Linked DNA regions of Homo sapiens: region 1 is linked to region 2. Evidence: read pairs that join two places in POLR2A ChIA-PET (ENCODE). Cell type or tissue: endothelial cell of umbilical vein. All regions are shown on one strand.

Region 1 (8,000 bases), 220 kb after region 2:
TCTGCATCAGCCTTTCCAGGGCTGAAGCAGAACCATCTCCCCTCACTTAACCTTGGCCATCACCAGTCAGCTTTTGATTTTCTCCACTGCAGTCCGGTAAGGCAGGAATAGTACATGGCCACACAGCTTAGAGACTGTCAGCCCAACTTGTCATACCACCTTTCCAAACACTTTTGCATTAGGAAGAGGCAGGTAGCTCCTAACTGGGTCATGCTGCCTAAAGCTGTATCTGTGCATCAGAGGCAGCTGTGGAGAAAAACTCCCAGGGCCACATTCGTTACATGTGCTTTTCGTTGGATTGCTGTTGAATACACTTTTTAAGTTGTCCCTAAAATTGTCGGTATGAGTTCCTAGGGAATACTCAGTGTCTTCCACTGTAGGGGGTAGTCAGATCCACGGCCAACCTATAATTAATGCTGGTGCCTCACAACTCCCAGTTATTCAATTATTCATTCATCCCTCACCAAAAGGACTTGAGTATTTCCCATGTGACTTTTCTTTAATCTAAACCCTTTCTCCTCAGGGTGACAGATTCATGTCATGGAGGAATTGATATTGTCCATATATGGAAGGGATCATGTGGACCCAGTGTGTATAGGGAAAGGGCACCAGCCAAAATTCGAGACCCAGCTCTGTTACCATCTAGCATTGTGACCCTGGGCAAATTATTTAACGTCACATTTCCTCTGAGGTATCTTCCAGTTCTAAGATTCTCTGATTCCAAGTGGACATTTGGGCTCTCATCACTTCAGAGCTCTTCTGTTTAACTATTGTGGTGAATAGATTTATGTATGTAGTTTCTGATATTATATCACACAAACTCAGGGTTTCTTTTTACTGTTGAAACAGCCAGTCATGAATCATGCTGGAGAGTAAATTGGGGACCTGACACAACTCGGATTCTGCCTGGACTTTGCAAAAAGCCAGATGGTGCCAGATTTTTGAGTACTAGTTGAGCCCACTTCTACAAATTCTCTCCCATCCCAATCTAATAGGAATCACCCAATCGCACTTAAACCCTTTGTTCAGGCAGCTGGGCCAGATTTGTACAAAAATACGTAGTATTTAGAAAGCTAGGCCTTCGCTGGGGTGCCTTCATGCTCCCTGTAGACATCTTTCAGATTGGGAGCTGGAATCCCAACCATCAGTCAGCATCATCAAATAGGGAGGCCAGAATTCCAGTACCAACAACTGGTCTGCATAAAAAAGTTGAGATCTGGGAGGAAAACTTGTTCTGCTTGCTGTGATTATGACTGGATTCAGAGATATTGGAAGCAAATATGAATGAACCAACTCTCAGGACCAGCTGTCAAGCACTTGGCTTGTAATCTGCCGTCATCCCACTCATCCCAGGTGCTCCTAGTTTGACAGCTCACCAGCTATTAAATGTTGGCTTCCTGCACGACTCTGATTCATACCCCAGGGGCCTATAATGAGGATCTTGTACCAGGAAAGGGGACCCCAGCTAGGCTGTTTGCTGGCTAACATCCCAGTGGTTTGGGCTACAATAACTTAGCAGCCCTAGTTCTTCCTCCTATGGTAGGAAGGACACCAGAGCCCTCTCCATGTGAGATGGAACATAATCTATAACTTTCTGTGAAGAGATGGCATCTGTAATGAGGCATTCTTGCTGGAGGCCTCCAGAAGTCCCTATTCTACAACCACTTAATACCAATTTAATGAGCCTCTCATTAGAAATTGTCAAGAGCTCTCACTGACATCCTTGAGTATTATTTAATTAATGGTTTATTTACAGGAAAGGGCACCATCTTCATGGGGAGAAGATGAGTACTTGAAATATCAAGACAATTGCAGAAGGCTGTGCCCTGAGAGAATGGAAGAACTGGGAAAGAGAAAAGGAAGTCAGAAGCTTAAGGTTGATGTGAAATGCAGAAAAAGGAATGGTTAACAGAAAGTGTTCATGTTTATCTAATACAGAACAGGTTCCGATCCCCTTCTCAGGACACATTTCTGTGGCAGCAAAGAGTAAAGCTGTAGGCAATCACAGTTTAAGCGCTTCCAGTTCCTTCTGATCTCATTCTGTTTTCACTGAGTAATCTTTTGAGGTTAATCTTCTGAGGTGAATGGGGTTTCCTTAGTAGCTTTCCTACTGAGAAGTATAATGACCAGCTGTCATCATTGTAGTTCTCTTAACAGTTACTATTCTTATTGCAAATTGGCCTGATTTCTGTTCCTTCTGTGGACAGTTTAGTTAGCAGGAATAAGTTTTTCCTGAGCCAAATCAAGTATCTAGATTTGTGAGGCTAAATTTCTAAACTCTAGAGCGCTATAGTCTTGTAGATTTCCCAACACACATCTCATGAATATCCACCACAATATCTTATACTTCAGTCTTTTAGTACCAAAGAATGTTAATTTCCTCTTCACCCTAACTCAGATCCTGGGAGAAAAGATGGGATATTTCCACCCCAACCTCACCCTCAGATTCTAGATGACACCAATAAACCCTTCTTTGTGCTAGTAAGCCGCCTCAGCAGTTGTCTGGTGGCATCCCTCCACTTGAACATGAGAAAATTAAATCTAAAGAGATCAAGTGACTCCATCCGGGTCACACAGCACGTTGGTGGTGGGGCCAGAACTGGAGCCCAGGTCCCGTTACTCCAAGCCTTGTTTTCTACCGCATTACCTTGCTCCTCTGCATTGCTCCAGTGTTTGCATCTGCTGATGTTGGGGGCACTGTGGTGATGTATTAATTAATTCTTGCATTGCTATAAAGAACTACCTGAGACTGGGTAATTTATAAAGAAAAGAGGCTTAATTGGCTCACAGTTCCACAGGCTGTAAAGGAAGCATGGCTGAGGAGGCCTCAGGAAACTTACAATCCTGGTGAAAGGCGAAGAGGAAGGAGGCACGTCTCACATGGCCAGAGCAGGAGGAAGAGAGAGAGGTGGGAGGTGCCACACACTTAACCAGATCTCATGAGAACTCGCTTACTATCATGAGAACAGCAAGGGGGAAATCTGCCCCCATGATCCAGTAACCTCCTACCAGGCCCCTCCTCCAACACTGGGGATTACCATTTGTTTTTGGATTTTCAGGGTTTTTTTGTTTTTGTTTTGCTTTTGTGAGACAGAGTCCCGCTCTGTAACCGAGGCTGGAGTGCAGTGGCACAGTCTTGGCTCACTGCAACCTCCGCCTCCCAGGTTCAAGTGATTCTCATGTCTCAGCCTCCTGAGTAGCTTGGACTATAGGTGCGCACCACCACGCCCAGCTAATTTTTGTATTTATTTTAGTAGAGACAGGGTTTCACCATGTTGGCCAGGCTGGTCTCGAACTCCTGACCTCAGGTGATCCATCAGCCTTGGCCTCCCAAAGTGCTGGGATTACAGGTGTAAGCCACCACGCCTGGCCTGGGAATTACAATTTGACATGAGATTTGGGTGGGGGCACAAATCTAAACCGTATCGGGTAAATATATGGAGGTGATAGAGGCAAAGTGAAAGATCAAATGCAAAAAATGACAAGATGGGCTGATAATAGGAACTGAAATTATAGGAATGCGATAAACAAGGCACAGTGGTTCTAGTTTAAGTTCACTTGGCTTCTGGATGAATCTAATGTGATGATTATAGAGAGCTCTTCATTACCAGCATAAATGGAAATTAATCCTTTTCTTTCCCTCATATTTTACCTCACTTAAGAATGTGTCCAGAAGCAATAACATGATTTATAGGTGTAGCTAGACCAGGTTTGAGGATAAATGAGAGAGAAGGCAGTGGAAATTGCCTCGTCCTTCCTGTCTTGTCTTTCATGAGAACCCAATTCTAACATAATTGCTAGTGTTTGACGGTGAATGTCTGGGAAAGAGAAAACGGCAAGAGAAAAGTGATTTTTTGCTGAGGTCTAAAAATATATATTTTTTAAAAGAAAGATATGCATCCTGAACTATTGGCCGGGCCCGCTGAGTGTGGTGGCTCACCCCTGTAATCCCAGCACTTTGAGAGGCCGAGGTGGGCAGATCACCTGAGGTCAGGAGTTCAAGACCACCCTGGCCAACATGGTGAAACCCCATCTCTACTAAAAATATAAAAATTAGCCAGGCGTGATGGCAGGCACCAGTAGTCCCAGCTACTTGGGAGGCTGAAGCAGGAGAATTGTTTGAACCCGGAAGGCAGTGGTTGCAGTGAGCCGAGATCGTGCCACTGCACTCCAGTCTGGCGGACAGAGTAAGACTCTGTCTCAAAAAAAAAAAGAAAGATACGCATCCTGAACTGTTAAGACAAGGGCCAGTGCATATACCAATGGGCTCAGTTGGAAGAAGTCTGGTGCAAAACCAGTAGGGAGGAGGGACAGAGTTGGGCAGGGAGGGCTCACTGTGCAGGCACTTAGCTGTCATTCACCCACCAAGGCGTGAAGCCTTAGTGTACTCACACCACAGACAAGCCTCCTTGTTCCCACCACCCATTTATATATTTCTATAAATATATATATAAATATAAAAATATATATGGCATAAAATGTGCCATTATAACCATTTTTAAATATACAAGTCAGTGGAATTACATTAATTACATTCACAATGTTGTACAACCATCATCACTATTTTCAAAATTTTTCCATCACCCCAGACAGAAATTCTGTATACATAAAGCAGTAACTCCCCATTCCCCTCAGCCCACAATAACCTCTAATCTACTTTCTGTCTATAAATTGAATATCAGGCACTTTTTATTTTTTGAGACAGTGTCTCACTCTGTTACATAGAGTGTTACTCCAGTACAGTGGCGCCATCTCAGCTCATTGAAACCTCTGCCTCCTGGGCTCAAGCTATCCTCTCACCTCAGCCTCCCAAGTAGCTGGTGCACACCACCATGCCGGGCTAATTTTTTGTATTTTTTGTAGAGACAGGGTTTCGCCATGTTGCCTCGGAATCCCAAAGTGCTGGGATTACAGGTATGAGCCACCGCGCCTGGCCAGCCTAGGCATTCTTAATTAACTATATATACCTCCTAAACTGTAGCAGCAGTAGAAAAGAACAGAACTTGAGGTGAAAAGGAGGGAGCTTATGAATAAAAACTCAATTATCATTTTTTCTTTTTTTTTTTGAAACGGAGTCTCACTCTCCCAGGCTGGAGAGCAGTGGCGTGATCTCAGCTCACTGCAACCTCCGCCTCTCGGGTTCAAGCAATTCTCTGCCTCAGCCTCCCAAGTAGCTGGGATTACAGGCACCGGCTAATTTTTTGTATTTTTAGTAGAGACAGGGTTTCACCATCTTGGCCAGGCTGGTCTTGAAGTTCTGGCCTCAGGTGATCCACCCTCCTCGGCCTCCCAAAGTGCTGGAATTACAGGCATGAGCCACTGTGGCCAGCCTAACTTATCATTTTCTTAAATGTGACTTAAATGCAGTTGAAAACTTGTATTATGACTGAGTCGTTTTATCCCCTGAATCAGAGAAAGCAAAATGAAAATCCCTCTGCTGTGCTAATGCACCTCTTTCTTTTTTCAGTGACCATGCAGCAGGTGGCCAGGACAGTGGCTAAAGTGGAGCTCTCAGACCACGTGTGTGATGTGGTGTTTGCACTCTTTGACTGTGATGGTGAGTGGGGCCCTCTGGAGCCCGGAGGGGAAACAGCCTAGCTGCCCTTAGAGGCCCTTGTGTATAATGGAGCCTTGCGGACAGCATCTGTGTACCAGCCCATCCTCTTCAAGCTACCCACCTTTCTCACATTAGCACCTCAGCCCTTGGCATGATGATACTGAGAAATCGAACCCCTGGCCCTGGCTTCTGTTTTCCATTTCTTCTTCTTATAATTCCAATATGCCTATAGGCCTAAATTAATTTATGACCATAAGCATCTTAAAAATGGAAACAAAAATGTCAGACTCAACTTGCTACTTAGCGGATACGGAGCACTCAGGTATCTGAGTGTCTTTAGAAAGAAGGCAGTACTGATCTCTCCACCACCCAGGGCACATTCCAGCCAGTTGCATTCCATCTCCATAGCATTCCAGCTCCACACAGTGGTCTGTTGTGTCTGTGGCCACTCTGCTCTGTCATTTAGCCCATTCAAGAGATCTGGTTCTGGTTTGACCTTGGCATTATTTTTTAGGTATGGTAGCTGATATACTAATAACAACAATAACAACGGATGCTTACACTTTTTCAATGCTTACTATGAGCCAGAAAGTTAATCTGCTCATTTAATCTTCTGACCTAGGTATTGTTATTGACCACTTTTTACTGATGAGAAAGCTGAGACTCAGAGAGGTTAAGTAGATTTCCTAAGGTCACAAAGATAATAGTATTTGGGAGGCTGAGGCAGGCGGATCACCTGAGGTCAGGAGCTCAAGACCAGCCTGGCCAACATGGTGAAACCCCGTCTCTATTAAAAATACAAAAATTAGCCAGGCACAGTGGTGCGTGCCTGAAATCCCAGCTACTCGAGAGGCTGAGGCAAGAGAATCACTTGAACCCGGGAGGCAGCAGGGAGCAGAGATCGTGCCACAACACTCCAGCCTGGGCGACAGAGCGAGACTCTATCTCAAAAAAAAAAAAAAAAAAAAAAAAAAGATAATAGTAGATGGCAAAACCAGGATTTGAACTAAAACTGTACTGCCCCCTCTGTTTTATTTACTATATTACCACCCTCTCTTACCCCACAGCCAGTATTTGTTGTTCATCATCCTCCAGAAAGCTGGGCTAATGGAATTCAAGAGCCTGCTCAAAAGCTCCAGCCTATGGAGCTTCCCTTTTGGTCCCAGCATAAGAATCACTTCTGGGCTTTTTTATTCCTTAACATGGTTCCCTGAGCTTTTTAAGGGTAGTTGCAAGTCCTTTTCACCTTCCTACCCCCCATAGGACCTTGGATAGTACTTCTCACATAATAGGTGTTCATTAACTTGAATTATTTATGTTATTAAGTTGAACTTGAGTTATTTAAATCTCTAGCCTTGGCCTGGCGTGGTGGCTCATACCTGTAATCCCAGCACTTTAGGAGGCTAAGGCAGGAAGATGGTTTGAGCCCAGGAGTTTGAGACCAGCCTGGGCAATATAGTAAGACCATGTCTCTACAAAAAATTTTAAAAATTAGCCAGGCATGGTAGCACATGTGTGCCTATAGTCCCAGCTACTCAGGAGGCTGAAGTGAGAGGATCGCTTGAAGCGGGGAAGTCAAGACTGCAGTGAGCCATGATCACACCACTGCACTACAGCCTGGGTGACAGAGTGAGACCCTGTCTCAAAAAGTACAATTAAATAAATAAAATAAATCTCCAGCCTATACCTACAAAACCAAGGTTGAACTCAAAGGAAGCCCTAGGGCTAGGTTAAAGAGATGGCCTCACTCTCAGGTAGGGGTGGGTTTATTCTCTAGAGCTGCCCTGTCCACAGTATGATACCACCAAGGCACATGTGGCTATTAGCTACATTTAAATTTAAACTAGCTAGTGGCTACTGTATTGAATAGCACAAATATAAAACATTTCCCACATCGCAGAGAGTTCTAATGCACAGCAGTGCTGTAGACATATATTAACTTTCTCCAGATTTTTGTTTTCACTCCAATCACTTCTAGGTGGTTTAAATTTTTTCCAAAAAACATTTATTTTTATTATTTTTATAATTTTTGAAGCCAATATCCAAGACCTGGTCTGTGAAGTAAATATGGGAATAAATGCAACTAGCTTCTCAAGTCCCCCCTTTTCCCTAGAAGTCCTGGAAAATGATGTTTGATTTTCTAGCTTTTTAGAAAGAGGTTCTGTCATTATCTACTTAAATCACCTTTGGAAAATTATTTAACATCTCTGAGATTTATTTTCTTAATCTAGAAAGAAAAAGTATACTTAACAAAAAGCCGTTGTTATTTTTACCACTGCAAGATCTTAGGTCAAAATGCCAAAGGAAAGCCTGTAGAGTGGCTCACAACTGTAATCCCAGCAACTTGGGAGGCTGAGATGGGAAGATCACTTGAGGCCAGGAGTTCAAGACCAGCTTAGGCAACATAGCGAGATCCCATCGCTACAAAAAATAAGTTTAGCCA
Region 2 (8,000 bases):
TTACAGGTGTGAGGCACTGTGCCTGGCCATAAATTTTTCTTTCCTCACAATTCCACAGAAAGAAGACTCATTTTTATTGTAGATCTTTTTTTTTTTTTTTTTGAGATGGAGTTTCACTCTTGTCACCCAGGCTGGAGTGCAATGGCACAGTCTTGGCCCACTGCAACCTCCCCATCCCGGATTCAAGCAGTTCTCCTGCCTCAACCCCCAGAGTAGCTGGGACTACAGACGCCCACCATCATGTCCCGCTAATTTTTGTATTTTTGGTAGAGACGGGGTTTCACCATGTTGGCCAGACTGGTCTTGAACTCCTGACCTCAGGTGATCCACCGGCCTCAGCCTCCCAAAGTGGTGGGATTACAGGCGTGAGCCACCATGCCTGGCCATGACTTTCTTTTTCTTTCCTCACAATTCCAGAGGGAGAAGATTCATTTTATTGTAGATCTTAGCAGCCTTGGCATATGATTCTTTTCTTCTTATGAAGTCAAAAACTTTTATCTTTCCACTTAAAAGAAGCACTTTAATAAAGTCTAATGAAGTCTACCAGGGTATTGTCACTTTGAGAGTGTGTGTTTGTGTGCATAGGCGGGTGATAAACTTGGAGAATGAATTTCATACATTGGTATTGTGGTACATAATAGAAGTTGCCAATGTAAGTAAGAAAGAGGAAGGAAGGAAGAAAGAAGGCAGGAAGTAAGGAAGGAAGAAAGAAGGGAGGGAAGGATGGAGGCAGGTTTTGGGTGATGCTGGCTTTACTGTTTCTCTTTAACAAATCTGAATTGCTAGCATCACTACTCTTGGGCTTTAGGGCCTTTATTAAGTAAAATAACATAAGCACTGTGATGCTGAACAGTTGATCTGATAAGCCAGAGGGCTCCTAAGTGACTCTAAGGGGTGTGTAGTGTGTAGAGCATGGATATGCTGGGTAAAGGGATGATTCATGTTCCAGGTGGGATGGAGTTGCATGGTTCAGGGTTTCATCTTGCTACTCAGAACAGCGCCTGATGTAAAACTTATCAATTGTTTATTTCTAGGAATTCACATTTAATATTTTAAATATTAATATTTAAATGTTTGCATTTAATACTTTTTAAATTCTGCATTTAATAATTTGAATTTAAGACTTGTAAGTCCATTGTACTTCATTGTTATACACATTATTGTTCTCTTCTCTCTTTTGGTGTTTAGGAATGCTTTGTGTTAACACAAAGGCCAGGGTGAGAGCTGCAAGCCAGGGAAAGATGAACCGAGGCATTTAGATTACCACCTACATTGGCTTGCCAGACAGAAGCTCTGCCTGGGGATAAAGATGAGGATAAACATAAGGCATTTGGTGTTTCCTTTGTGTCCTGACTTAGAAATCTGACCATGGACGATGGAACGGGAAACTCACATTTTAGGGTGTATTAATAGCTCTCTTTAGTCTTGAGAAATATCAGTGAGGCTGAAAGTGCCTTGGAATGACTTTGCAGGTTTAAGATATGAATGGGAAAAAAAAGAAAAAGGGAAGAAAAGGAGTAAGGAGAAAAGAAAAGGAGGGATTAGGGTTACATTTCATGGGGCTGGTAGAATGCTCTGAAATAGTTTTTTCCAGACCCTAATATTTAGGAATAAATTTTAAGGTAGTATTATTTTAATATTTCATTTTTTGGGGTTATTCTTCATTTAGGATCTAGTAAAAATAATCCGGACCTTTTCACATAACCATTGTCAGGATTTCCTCTTGTAAGTGATTATATGCATCTCAGGAAAACATTAATGGTTATTCTCTTTTTATGGGTATATTTGATTGAGCTAATCTGTAGGGGTTAGCAGAGACAGCTTAAGAATATATTTTGAGGCCCGGCACGGTGGCTGACACCTGTAATCCTAGCACTTTGGAAGGCTGAGGCGGGTGGATCACTTGAGGTCAGGAGTTCAAGACCAGCCTGGCCAACATGGTGAAACCCTGTTTCTACTAAAAATACAAAAATCAGCCAGACGTGGTGGCGGGCGCCTGTAGTCTCAGCTACTTGGGAGGCTGAGGCAAGGGAATTGCTTGAATCCAGGAGGCAGAGGTTGCAGTGAGCCGAGATCATGCCACTGCAATCCAACCTGGGCGACAGGGCAAGGGTCCCATCTCAAAAAAAAAAAGAATATATTTTGAAAGATGAAGTTTAAGTAGCTCCTCTACCTCTCTTACCTCAGTGATAGATATATTATTTTTGTTTTGTTAATTCCTCTATTCTCTACACAAAATAGGGATGTGATGACTAATAGCATTAGCTACTTTTAATGCTTTTAGTTCTGGTTAGTTTTTCATATCTCTAATACTAATTCTCAACTGGGGTTTCATGTCTGAACCACAGAATGCAGAGAATGATTTCAGTGGTTATTTTCACATTTCTCCTCAGATTGGTACATAACTACAGATTGAGCATCCTTAATCCAAAAACTTGAAATCTGAAATGCTCCCAAATCTGAAACTTTTTGACCACTGACATGATGCTACAAGTGGAAAATGCCACACCTAACCTCATGTGACTGGCTGCAGTCATAACACAGGCGCACAACACACAGTTTATTCAGTGGCCCCAAGGGAAAGGAGACCAATCCAGCCTCCTTCAGCTGCAATATATCTTTTGTGCACAATGTACGCAAACTTTGTTTCATGCAAAAATTACAAAAAATGTTGTATAAAATAACCTTCAGGCTATATGTATAAGGTATATATGAAGCATAAATGAATTTCATGTTTAGACGTGAAATTTTATGACTGTACACTTCTGAACCATACACTTAAAAATGATTAACACAATAAATTTAATGATACACATTTCATGTTCTATTCCTAAGATATCTCATTATGTATTTACATATATTCCAAAATGCAAAAAAACCCTAAAAGTCCAAAACACTTATGATCTCAAGCATTTCAGATGAGGGATACTCAGCCTGTAGTACCGTTCTAGATGCATAAGCCCAAGAATGTCTTAAGTCTCTCATGGAACTCCTGTTGAGAAAGGCTACAAGATGTCAGTAGCCATTCTTTGCAGTTGACTCTCCACCATAGCTACGTAGGGATGACATATACTGAAACAGATGAAAGATTTCAAGTAGGAAGGATTATGGGAATTTTTACCTATTTCGTACTGTTTTGGAGAATAGTGTGAGCAATTGTGGGTGTAATTGAGTATTCCTCAAGGAATATGAAATATGTATATTCATTGTGATAGAATCTGGATAAATGATGTTTATAAACGGAAAATGCCATATAGTGTGAAATAAAATTTTTTTAAATTAATAGACTTTTGGGGGAGCAGTTCTAGGTTTACAGAAAAAACTGAGCAAAAAGTACAGAGTTCCCACATATGCCTTCATCTCGCCCCCCAATTTCCCCTATTTTTATCTTGCATTAGTGTGATACATTTATTAAAATTGATGAGCCAATATTGAAACATTATTATTAACTAAAGTCCATAGTTTACATCAGGGTTTACTCTTTTTGTTGTTTGTTCTTCATGTTGGTTTTTTTTTTTTTTTGAGACGGGGTCTTCCTCTGTCACCCAGGCTGGAGTGCAGTGGCGCCATCTCGGCTCATTGCAACCTCTGCCTCCTGGGTTCAAGCAATTCTCCTGCCTCAGCCTCCCGAGTAGCTGGGATTACAGGTGCCCACCACCATGCCTGGCTAATTTTTGTATTTTTAGTAGAGATAGGGTTTCACCATGTTGGCCAGGGTGGTCCCGAACTCCTGACCTCAAGTTGGTCCACCCACCTCGGCCTCCCAAAGTGCTGGGGATTACAGGTGTGAGCCACTGTACCTGGCCCTGTGTTGGATTTTTGTTTGTTTTTGAATTCTTATTGTGATAAACATATAACATCAAATTTGTTGTCTTAATCATTTTTAAGTGTATGGTTCAGAAGTGTTAAGTATAGCCACATCTTACAGCAGATTTCTAGAACTTAAAAAATCTTTTTTTGAGACAGGGTCTCTCTGTCACTCAGGCTGGAGCACAGTGGCATGATCAGGAGTCCCTGTAGCCTTGACCTCCCGGGCTCAAGCAATCCTCCTGTCTCAGTCTCCTGAGTAGCTGGGATTACAGGTATGTACTACCATGCCTGGCTAATTAAAAAATGTTTCAGCGGGGCACAGTGGCTCACGCCTGTAATCCCAGCACTTTGGGAGGCTGAGGCGGGCAGACCATGAGGTCAGGAGTTCGAGACCAACACAGTGAAACCCCATCTCTACTAAAAATACAAAAATTAGCTGGGCGTGGTGGTGGGCGCCTGTAATCCCAGCTACTGGGGAGGCTGAGGCGGGAGAATCACTTGAACCTGGGAGGCAGAGGTTGCAGTGAGCCAAGATTGTGCCACTGCACTCCGGCCTGGGCAGCAGAGCAAGACTCTGTCTCAAAAAAAAAAAAAAAAAAGAAAAAAATTTTTTTATTGTGGAGACAGTCTCCTCACTGTGTTGCCCAGACTAGTTTTGAACAACTGGGCTCAAGCCATCCTTCCTCCTCAGCTTCCCCAAGTGTTGGGATTATAGGTGAGAGCCACTGCACCTGGCCTAGAATGTTTTCATCCAAAATTTTTTAAAAAGCCTCTATGGGAAAGGGAGCTAACCAGTGGTAGCGTGTGAGAAGATAAATCTTTTCTAGAAATTGAGATATCTTCCTTTAGCTTGTCCAGACCTTTGTGGCATGCTTCACAGGTTTACTTAAAGATAGCAAAAAGTTATTTCCTACAATTAGCAGGACCAAGAGCTTTGTTTTTGTGAGGAAAGTAGTCAGAAGTGTGGAAGAAGTGGTTGTTTAGATTGGCATGAATGAAATAGCTATGTTAGCCATTTTTCCAGATTCTGCCTGTATTTCTGCTTATCATTTTGGCATTATTCCTCCAAATACTGCTCTTATCTTTGATGTATATGGTCTTTTTTTTTTTTCTTTTTTTCTTTTTTTTTTTTTTTTTGAGACAGAGTCTCTGTCACCCAGGTTGGAGTGCAGTGATGCGATCTTGGCTCACTGCAACCTCCGTCTCCTGAGTTCAAGCGATTCTCCTGGTTCGGTCTCCAGAGTAGCTGGGACTTCGGGCATGTGCCACCCTGCCCGGCTAATTTTTGTATTTGTAGTAGAGACGGGGTTTCTCCATGTTGGCCAGGCTGGTCTCAGACTCCTAACCTTAAGTGATCTGCCTGCCTTGGCCTCCCCGAAGTGCTAAGATTACAGATGTGAGCCACCGCGCCCAGCCTGATATATGGTCTTATGTACAGGCATGATCATTTCTCCCACTAGGTCTCTATTCTTGGATTTACACATGGAAAAATACGGAATTTCAGCTCGTTTCTTTATAAGGACAGTGTTCATAAATTTATATGGATCTTCTTGTTGATACTTCAATATGCTTATATAAATGTATCATACCTAAGTCTTGTATTCGATTTTCTTTTTGATGTTTTCTCATTTTTCATTGGTTCATCTTTTTTTTTTTTTTGGATTGTACTTTTTTTGAGACAGGGTCTCACTTTGTCATCCAGGCTGGAATGCAGTAGCACAGTCTTGGCTTACTGCAGCCTCAACCTCCTGGGCTCAAGTGATCGTCCTTCCTCAGCCTCCCCAGTAGCTGGGACTACAGGTGCACCATCATGTCCAGCTAATTAAAGAAAACATTCTAAACATTTTTTGTAGAGACAGGGTCTTGCTATGTTGACCAGGCTGGACTTGAACTCTGGGCCTCAAGCAGTCCTCCTACCTCGGTCCCTGAAAGTGCTGGGATTGCAGATGTGAGCCACCACACCTGGCTATCTTTTTACTCCATTGATAGTGTCTTTTGATGGATAAATTTTTAAATTTTCATGAAGTCTAATTTGTCTATTTTTTTCTTTTGTTGCCTTTGCCTTTGGAATCATATCCAAAGAAATCATTGCCAAATCTAGTGTCATGAAGCTTTTTCCCTATCTAGGTTTTCTAGGAGTTTTATGATTTTAGGTGTTACATTTAGGCCTTTCATCTATTTTGAGTTAATTTTTGTATGTGGTGTTAAGTAAGGGTTCAACTTTCTCTTTTGCATCTAGATACCCAGTTTGTCCAGCACCATTTATAGTGCTTTCTTTTTATGTGGATCTTCTTGTTGATACTTCAGTATGCTTATATTTGTCCTTTCCCTCATTGAATGATCTTGACACTCTTGTCAGAAATCATGTGACCACGTATGTGAGGGCTTGTTTCTGGACTTTATTCCATTGGTCTATATGTTTGCCCTTCTGCTAGTACTACACTGTTTTGGATTGCTCAAGCTTTGTAATAAGTTCTGAAATCAGGAAGTGTGAGATCCCCTTATTGTTTCTCTTTTTCAAGCTTATTTTGGCTATTCAGTCTCTTGAGATTCTGTATGAATTTTAACATGGGTTTTTCTATTTCTTCAAACAATGTCATTGGGATTTTGATGGGATTGCATTGAATCTGTAGATCACTTTGACTAGTATTGTATCTTAACAGTATTAAGTCTTCCAATCCACGAGCTTGGGGTATGTTTCTACTTATTCCTATCTTTAATTTCTTTCAACAGTGTTTTGTAGTTTTCATTGTACAAGTTTTTTTACTTCCTTGGTTAATACCTAAAGATTTTATTATTTTTGGTGCCATTGTAAACGGAATTGTTTTTGTAATTTCCTTTTCCAATTGTTTATCACTAGTGTATAGAAATGCAGTTCAGTTTTGCATATTGACTTTGTATCCTGCAAAACATCTTGCTGAATTCATTTATTAGTTCTAACAGTTTTTTGGTGCAATCTTTAGGATTTTCTACATATAAGATCATGTCGTCTGTGAAGAGATAATTTGATAATTTTACTTCTTCCTTTCCAATTTAGATGCTTTTTGGTTTTTTTTTTTTTTGGAGACAGAGTCCGACTGTCGCCCAGACTGTAGTACAGTAGCACGATCTTGGCTCACTACAACCTCCATCTCCCAGGTTCAAGCGATTAGAGCCAGGGTTTCGCCATGTTGGCCAGGCTGGTCTTGAACTCCTGACCTCAAGTGATCCGCCTGCCTAAGCCTCCCAAAGTGCTGGGATTACAGGTGTGTGCCACCACGCCTGGCTGCTTTTTGTTTCTTTATTGCCTCCCTAATTGGTCTTGCTAGAACTTAGTACTATGTTGAATAAAAGCAGTGAAAGTAGACATCCTTGCCTTGTTCTTGATCTTAAAGGAAAAGCTTTCAGTTTTTTACCATTGAGTGCAATGTGTGCTCTGGGTTTTCCATATATGGCTTATTTTGAGATAGTTTCCTTCTCTTCCTAGTTAAGTGTTTTTATTATGAAAGAGTATGGAATTGGGTGGGCATGGTGTCTCATGCCTGTAATCTCAGCACTTTGGGAGGGCGAAGTGGGTGGATCACCTGAGGTCAGGAGTTCAAGACCAGCCTGGCCAACAAGGTGAAACCCCGTCTCTACTAAAAATACAAAAGGAATTAGCCAGGCATGGTGTCAGGTGCCTGTAATTTCAGGTACTTGGGAGGCTGAGGCAGGAGAATCGCTTGAACCCGGGAGGCAGAGGTTGCAGTGAGCCGAGATTGCGCCATTGCTCTCCAGCCTGGGCAACAAGAGTGAAACTCCATCTCAAAAAAAAAAAAAAAAGAAAGAAAAGTGTGTGGAATTTTGGGAAATGCTCTTTCTGCATGAATTGAGATGACCATGTAGATTTTTCTTCATTCTGTTAATGTTGTATATTGCATTAATTAGTTTTCATCTGTTGAACCATCCTTGGATTCTAGGAATAAATCCCACTTTGTCATGGTGTCTAAGTGTTTTTTTATGCTGCTGCATTTGGTTTGCCGGTATTTTGTTTAGGATTTTTACACCAGTATTCATAAGGGATATTGGTCTATAGTTTTCTTGTAGTGTCTTTGTCTGGCTTTGATATTAGTGTAATATTGGCCTCAAAGAATGAGTTAGGAAGTGTTTCCTCTTCTTCAATCTTGTGGAAATGTTCTTAGTAGGATTGGTGTTAGTTTTTCTTTAAATGT

The links. ChIA-PET counts read pairs that join two places held together with the same protein. Peaks named below come from ENCODE experiments on the same cell type or tissue, not always from the same donor. Only the 100,000 strongest peaks of a DNase experiment are listed, where the experiment ranks them.
Region 1: POLR2A ChIA-PET joins it to region 2 with 10 read pairs; 2 of 35 experiments call an interaction of 5 or more read pairs at or near these places.

Annotation. Positions count from the first base shown.
Region 1 is chr10:72,373,340-72,381,339 of GRCh38, reverse strand. It overlaps MICU1 (mitochondrial calcium uptake 1), which reads left to right. Exons shown (of 12, transcript NM_001195518.2): 11 at 5,468-5,557. Among named protein-coding and RNA genes, the nearest start is that of DNAJB12, 22 kb to the right of the region's middle. In endothelial cell of umbilical vein, no CTCF peak of the experiment used is centred here; no DNase peak of the experiment used is centred here.
Region 2 is chr10:72,592,395-72,600,394 of GRCh38, reverse strand. All of the region lies in intron 1 of MICU1 (mitochondrial calcium uptake 1), which reads left to right. Among named protein-coding and RNA genes, the nearest start is that of MICU1, 30 kb to the left of the region's middle. In endothelial cell of umbilical vein, no CTCF peak of the experiment used is centred here; a DNase peak (open chromatin) is centred at 4,764.